Linked DNA regions of Homo sapiens: regions 1 and 2 are each linked to region 3. Evidence: chromatin loops called from intact Hi-C (ENCODE). Cell type or tissue: CD14-positive monocyte. All regions are shown on one strand.

What was found. Hi-C counts contacts between places; a loop is a spot of excess contacts. Peaks named below come from ENCODE experiments on the same cell type or tissue, not always from the same donor. Only the 100,000 strongest peaks of a DNase experiment are listed, where the experiment ranks them.
Region 1: a loop joins it to region 3, with 2.4 times the contacts of the local background. A loop is called at or near these places in 34 of 110 quality-filtered maps.
Region 2: a loop joins it to region 3, with 2.4 times the contacts of the local background. A loop is called at or near these places in 47 of 110 quality-filtered maps.

Annotation. Positions count from the first base shown.
Region 1 is chr12:47,396,523-47,399,022 of GRCh38, forward strand. No RefSeq gene overlaps it. Among named protein-coding and RNA genes, the nearest start is that of LINC02156, 17 kb to the right of the region's middle. RefSeq lists a silencer at 1,266-1,315. In CD14-positive monocyte, a CTCF peak has its summit at 1,403; a DNase peak (open chromatin) is centred at 1,329.
Region 2 is chr12:47,311,550-47,314,049 of GRCh38, forward strand. No RefSeq gene overlaps it. Among named protein-coding and RNA genes, the nearest start is that of LINC02416, 41 kb to the right of the region's middle. RefSeq lists an enhancer at 1,270-1,319. In CD14-positive monocyte, no CTCF peak of the experiment used is centred here; a DNase peak (open chromatin) is centred at 1,422.
Region 3 is chr12:47,084,880-47,087,379 of GRCh38, forward strand. All of the region lies in intron 1 of PCED1B (PC-esterase domain containing 1B), which reads left to right. Among named protein-coding and RNA genes, the nearest start is that of AMIGO2, 6.2 kb to the left of the region's middle. In CD14-positive monocyte, no CTCF peak of the experiment used is centred here; a DNase peak (open chromatin) is centred at 1,052; H3K4me3 peaks cover 672 bases; H3K27ac peaks cover 529 bases.

The DNA.
Region 1 (2,500 bases), 310 kb after region 3:
CTTTGTCTTCCTTGTCTTCCTTGTTGACATTCTTTGTCTTCCTTGTTGACAGCTCCTGCAGGCATCCCCAAACTGATTTGCTGAAGGTGAGAATCTGCCCCCTGAATCACAAAGGGTGGCTGTGCTGCTCACTTAGTCTGTTTTGTGTTGCTGTAACAGGATATCTGAGACCCAGTAATTTACAAAGAAAAGGGGTTCATTTAGCTCATGGTTCTGCAGGCTGGGAAGTACAAGAAGCATAGCATTAGCATCTGCTCTGGTGAGAGCCACATGGTAGGTCCAAACATGGTAGAGAAGGTCAAAGGGGAATTATGAAAAGTCAGAGCCCAATGGCATCTTGGCTTTACCACAACCTATTCTCAAGGGAAGAAATCCATTCTCAGCAATGAACCTAGTCTGGCCAGACAAAGAATTTACTAACTAACAAAAGGGTACCAAGCCATGCATGAGGGCTCTGCCTCCATGACCAAGTACTTCCCACAGGCTTACTTCCCAACCCCGCAAGACAAGGACCAAATTTCAACATGAGTTTTGCTGGGAACAAACAAATCCTACCCAAACCATAGCAGCTGCCAATGACAAAATGAAACCAAGTTTCATAGGGCCCTCTCTGCTCCACATGTAGGCAACTCTGCAGGCATTTGGAGCACCTGTTAGCATGGACTAGAAGTCTAATTGGCCCTTTCTTCCTGTGCAGAGATCCTGGTGCAGGTGGCTCTCCCTGCTTCACCCCTAGGCATATCTTCAGGCATTTGGAGCACCTGCTCTCTTGGTTCAGCAGCCTGAGCCACCCCCACCCTTCCTGTGCATAGACTGTGGTACAGTAGGGCCCCCTCCACTGCAAGCAGATCTCCAGACATTCAAATCACCTTCTTGCTTGGTTCAGCAGCTGAAGTCACCCCACCCCTCCTGTACAGAGATCTTGGTGCAGGGGACTTTTTCTCTGCTTCATGGCCAGGGAGATCTTCAGGACCCTGGAGCACCACTCTCCTGGATTAGGAGTTTAGGCTGACACCCATCCCCATCCAGAGAACTTGGGGCTGAGGAGGTTTCCTAGCTCCATGCCTAGGCACACCTCTAGAAACTTGGTGGCAGCCCACTGGATTCTCCTTTGGCACTGGTGCTTATGCTTGCCATCAGGGGACGTGTAACTGGGCCTTCCAAGTTCGGCTCCACCCATCTTGCCCCACCCCTCCATTCCCTGGAGCTGAGAAGAGAGCTCAGACCACTGTGCATTCCATAAATGAGCCCATTGCCTGAGGCAACAAAGAGCTCCTCTCAGTAAACAAGGATCGGGTATATACCCAGCCATGTTGGCCACAACCAGCTCTTACACATAAGTGACATCTACTGGCTTGTCTGTTTAACTGCACAGCCCCGTGTAATATCTAGAGAGTGTAGGAAGAGGGGAAGGGAAAGAAAAAGAAGAAAAGGCAATAATTTTATAGGGAAAGAAATAAAAACAAAAATCCTACCCACACAAAAATAATTACAAAAATTAGAAGTGCCAGCACTTCCAGATGAGAAGGAATCAGAGCAAGAATTCTGGAACCATGAAAAATCTGAATGTGACAACATCAAAAGATCACAGTAGCTCTCCAGCAATGGTCCCTAACCCAGATGGAAACCCAGAAATTACAGATAAAGAATTCAAAGCATGAATTGCAAGGAAGCTCAATAAGATCCAAGACAAGGTTGAAAATCAACACAGGCCAGGTGCAGTGGCTCATGCCTGTAATCCCAAGACTTTGAGAGGCCAAGGCAGCAGGATCACTTGAGGTCAGGAGTTCAAGACCAGTCTGGCCAACATGGTGAAACCCTGTTTCTACTAAAAATACAAAAAATTAGCTGGGTGTGGTGGCGCACGTGTGTAGTCCCAGCTACTTGGGAGGCTGTGGCAGGAGAATCACTTGAGCTGGGAAGCGGAGGTACCAGTGAGCCAAGATCACACCACTGTACTCCAGCCTGGGTGACAAAGAAAGACTCCATCTAAAAAAAAAAAAAAAAAAATCAGCACAAGGAAACTTCTAAAGTAATCTGGGAAATGAAAGAAGAGATAAAACATCCTAAAAATAAATCAGTCAGAGCTTCTGGAATTGAAAAACTCACTTAGGGAATTTCAAAATACAACTGAAAGTTTTATCAATAGACTGCACCAAGCAGAAGAAAGAATTTCAGAGTTTGAAGACTGGTCTTTTGAACTAACCCACTTACACAAAAATTTTGTTAAAAAGAATTTTTTAAAGATAGTCTTTGAGAAATATAGAATTATGTCAAGTGACCAAACCTATGCATTGTTGGCATTCCTGAGAGACAAGAGAAAAAGTAAACAACCTGGAAAACATATTTGAGGAAATAATTCAAGAAAATTTTCCTAATCTTGCTAGAGAGGTAGACATCTGGATATAAGAAATCCAGAGAACATCTGTGACAAACTATTCAAAATGAACATAACAAAGAAATTAAGTCACTACACTGTCCAAGGTCAATATTAAAGAAA
Region 2 (2,500 bases), 230 kb after region 3:
GCATCTCCAAGCAAGATGGGGTACAATTTTATGTTGCACAATCGTATCCCATCAGCTTTGCCATATTCTACTGGTTAGAAGCAATTAACAAGTCTCACCCACACTCAAGGGGAGGGGATTTACACAAGACATGAATAGCATAAGGTGGGTGTATTAGTCTGTTCTTACACGGCTGTAAAGGATTGCCTAAGACTGGGAAATTTGTAAAGAAAAGATGTTTAATTGGCTCACAGTGCCACGGGCTGTACAAGAAGCAAGGCTGAAGAAGCTTCAGGAAACTTTCAATCATGGCAGAAGGTGAAGGGGAAACTGGCAAGTCTTACATGACAGGAGCAGGACAAAGAGAGAGCGGGGAGGTGCCACACAGTTTTAAACAACCAAATCTTGCAAGAAATCACTCACTATCATGAGAACAGCAAGGGGGTAATCCACCCCCACGATCCAATCACCTCCCACCTGGCCCCTTCTCCAACACTGAGGATTACAATTCAAGATGAGATTTGGGCAGGCCACAGACCCAAATCATACCAGTGGGCATCATGGGGGCCCTCTTAGACTCTGCTGCATGTTTCATTTCACGATTATTTAATATAATTTTTCATATAATAATTTGTCATATAAAGGAGGCAGATATTTAAAAATTGATCTGCTCAGGGTGTCAGATGCACTAGGTACACCACTGCCCTTTATCCTACTTAATTTTTGTCATAATACTTGCCTGATTTATTGTATATTTTCATTATTTTATATAACATTTAATATATTTATATATTTTATTAATATATAATGAACAATAAAAGTTTATTAATATATGTTCATATTTCATAGTCTATATTATTTAACATTTATTATATATTTTATGTGTTATTCACCTTGTATGTTTATTTGTTCATTGTCATCTCCGCCTTATAACCTCCTTAAGGGCAGGACTTTTTCTGGTGTGTTCACTATATTCAGCACCTAGAGCATTGGCTGGCACATTAGAAGAACTCAATAAATATTTGATGGCTAACTATGTGTAATGTTCAGAAGTGTTAATATAGGAGACTAGATTGTAAACTCCCCACGTATTTTAAAATCTCATAGATTTTTAAATTAGGTTTTATATGAACCACCCTCTAGCCTTTTAGTTTTCCCCTAGCTTTACCTCCTCATTTCTAAATTTGTTTGTATTTCTAACCCTGTACTTTGTCAATGTGATACTAAAATAGCTGAATATAAAGTGAGATTTTGGTAAATGACCCATGATTTTTTTTTTAGTAATACCAAATGACAGTCCATCATAGCCAGTCTGTCTTCTGGCAGCCCTGATTTCTGAACTTTGCACATATTGGAGATTATTTTGCTTCTTTCTACCTACAGAACATGTAGGGGCCTGGGGATGTGGCAAGAATCTCACACCTCTTGGAAAGAGGAAGTGAAATTGGCCTTTTGCAACTTCATTTTAATAAAGGGCCTGAGTTAAAGTCTAATCCCAGCCGGCTGAGCCAGTGATAATGTAAGAGTGTGTGTGTGTGTGTGTGTGTGACCATTTTCCTTGGAGAATCCTGCTTCTTAGACTATAATCCTAGATATTATAAATGAATAAATAAATAAAGAACCATGAAACTCTGGTTGGCAGCGCAGGTTAATGATCTGATTGTGGCAAGAGAGGACCTTGAGTCTTATCAATTTTGTATGTTTGTACTGGGGGAGCTTGTAGGGAGGATAGGGTTGCAGCAAGTACTTGTGGAATATTGATGGATATTCAAGGCAAATATAGACCCAGGAATTATGAAGTAAGCACTTACAGGAATCCAAAAGCCCATAAATTAATGGACATCTCCAAAGCATTGTAATACCTTGATAGTATAAGAATCGTGCTCTCTAATAACTTAAAACATGGCCTTATTTTTGAAATCAAAACCTTCAGCATAAACACATGTCCCTTTTGTGCTTACATACCTTATGGCTGCCATTAGCTACAGCTCTTTATACATGGGGCACTGTATATTATTATTAAAACCATCCAGCAAAAAATGATCTCCTGTTGCAACTTTGAATGTACTTAGTGAAATAACTTTCCAGACCTCATAGAGCATTTGGAAATATTTTCCTTATATACAGAACTCTAACTACTAAGTACCATTCTTTCCCAAGGTCTTCAGAGTTCTTTTTTCTTTTCTTTTCTTTCTTCCTTTTTTTTTTTCTTTTTTGAGACAAGGTCTTGCTGCATCACCCAGGCTGGAGGGCAGTGGCATGACCATGACTCACTGCAGCCTCAACCTCCCAGGCTCAAGCAATCCTCCTGCCTTAGGCCTCCCAAGTAGCTGGGACTACAGGCGCATGCCACCACGCCTGGCTAGCTTTTTAATTTTTTTGTAGAGATGGTGTCTCACTATGTTACCCAGGCGGACAGAGTTCTTATTTCTAGGAATAATAACATGAATATTTACTCATTCATTAAAAGAGAAAGGTTTTACGCTTAATACTTTCGTTGTTCTGTTTTTTCTTAAGGTCA
Region 3 (2,500 bases):
AATCCCAGCACTTTGGGAGGCCGAGGCTAGTGAATCACTTGAGGTCAGGAGTTGGGAGACCAGCCTGGCCAACATCTCTTCTGGCAAATCCCCGTCTCTACTAAAGTTACAAAAATTAGCCAGGCATGGCAGCACACACCTATAATCCCAGTTACTCAGGAGGCTAAGGCACGAGAATCGCTTGAACCTGGGAGACAGAGGTTGCAGTGAGCAGAGATCACATTATTGCACTCCAGCCTGGGTGACAGAGCAAGACTCCGTCTCAAAACACGAAACAAAAAACCCATTTAACCTCTCCAGGAACCTCAAGAGTTAATTGAGGATGTAACAATTGACTATTTCTAAAGTTCCTTTCAGCTTCAAAAAATTCACTTGATTTTCTGATAACAATGTGTCCTCTGTTGCCCAAGTCCCGGGAACCCTGGGTTTTGTTTCTTCACCTGCCAGTTAGCACTGCCCTGGGCAGACACAGACTCCTCTTCTCTCTCCAGTGAATGACGTCAGTCCCATTGCTACTTCAGGAAAAGTAACTTAAGGCAAGTTCTTTATAGTTGAGAGGTCACTTTAATCTATTAAGTATTCTATTGTGATGGGTATCACATGTTCATTGCAGTATTTTCTTAATGTGCAACAGGGATGTGGGCAAATAAATTCGGGTACATCCATCTGGTATGATATACATTCTTACTGAAATAATGTGGCAGGGGACTATCTGGTGACAAAGCAAAAAAATTACAAAATGGTATGGTTCCAGTTTTTGTAAAAGAAAAAATATATATGTATGTTAATTATATGGTATGCATAGATAATCAAATGAAAAATTATGTACCTGTGCCATAACAGTGTTTCTTTTAACATATTTCTTCTTTTTCCTTATCTGTACATCCTATTATTCTAGAGTCCTTTGTGAGAAGAAAAAGTACAATGAAAACTTAATAGTTTTTAAAGTCATGTGCATCAATGTTTCTGCTTAATTTGGTTCCTACTTCAGAATCAACTACTGTACTTTCAGAGAGAAAAACCCTCTTCTGGCTTCTCAGGCAGGAAGTGACTCAGACCTCCCCTGTTTGAGGCATGATAATTGCTGTCCTGCTTTAGCTCTGCATTGTTTATTCGGCGGATATTTACTGAGCGCCCACTGTGTGCTAGGCGCTATTCTTTAGTCTGAGAATTATAGCCATGCATAAATGCTGCAATAGCCATACAAGTCTGACTAAAATTAGGCACATAATAGACATTTAAATATTTCTTATTGCCCAATTGTCCATATTCTCAGCGTTCAGGGTTCAACAAACTTGGGTGTGATCAACTCACAATAGCTATGAGTCCTCCCCGATGGCACATTCTTAGTCCAGCCTTGGTGAAGGTGGCATGGTCCCCTGCCCACACTGCTTTTTGTTTTTCAATGAGAAATAAAAATAAAAATAACAACTAAAAAGATTTTTCCTAATTCTTAAAGTACTGTACTATGTGCTTATGGTAAAAAAAAAAAAAAAAAAAAAAAGGAAGTTACAGGAAAAAGAATCAAAGAATGAATGCCATTTACAATCTCACTGGAAGGTTACAATTTCTGCTCAAAGAATAAATCCATTGAAGTGAGGAACCTGAGAAGTTTGCAAAAGGATGATCTTTTTTCTTTGTCATAATTATATAATGAGAGAAACAAGCAAACCTCTTTTTAAATACTTTAACATTCTCAGCTTTAGGAATAAAATAAGCAGATGAAAATTAGCTTTAAAAAACTCAGTGTGTCAAAACTATGCATCTAGAATTATCGTTATCTCTTGAGATTTTGGTCATAAATGGCAGGTGCTCTAGTTTTTATTTTGCTCATTGTTAGCCTGAAGAGGTCATCTGATTGAATTCTTAAACGCTATTATATCCCTCAAAACTGGGGTTAATTTTGCCTCTCTGATAAATATGGATAATATTTAACAAACCCAGTTTAGAGAACTATATGAAGCATTCAGAGTCCTATTTTATGCCCTTTAAAAAATTGGATTTCCTGTAGCAGTAACTAATTTATCATAGCTTTATAAAGGGAATCTAATTATTCAAAGTAATATCTAATTTGAAGCAGCCATTATTCACCAACCAACGTTAACACTAAACAAAATAAAATTGAGAGAGAAAAGAATCAGCTCTCTCCATTATACAGTCAGCACTATTGCAAATACTTATTCAATTACTTTCAGCAAACACAAGGCCCTCTGTGGTGGCTGCTCCATGGGTAATTTGCTCTGGAACTCTGACCTTTCAGTTTGTGACAGTGAAAAGAAACATCACATTAATATAGGAGAAGATAGAAGGACCTCTCGAAAGACCCAAGAAAGTGGTCTTGATAATAATACCTACCACTTATTATATTCTCACCATATACCAGGCTTCTCATTTAATTCTTATAAAGGGCTTCAGAGATGGGCATTAGCATCCCCATTTTCTAATGAGGGCCATGGGGCTTTGTTGGTTTATATAACCTGCCCAATATTAGTGGTAGAAG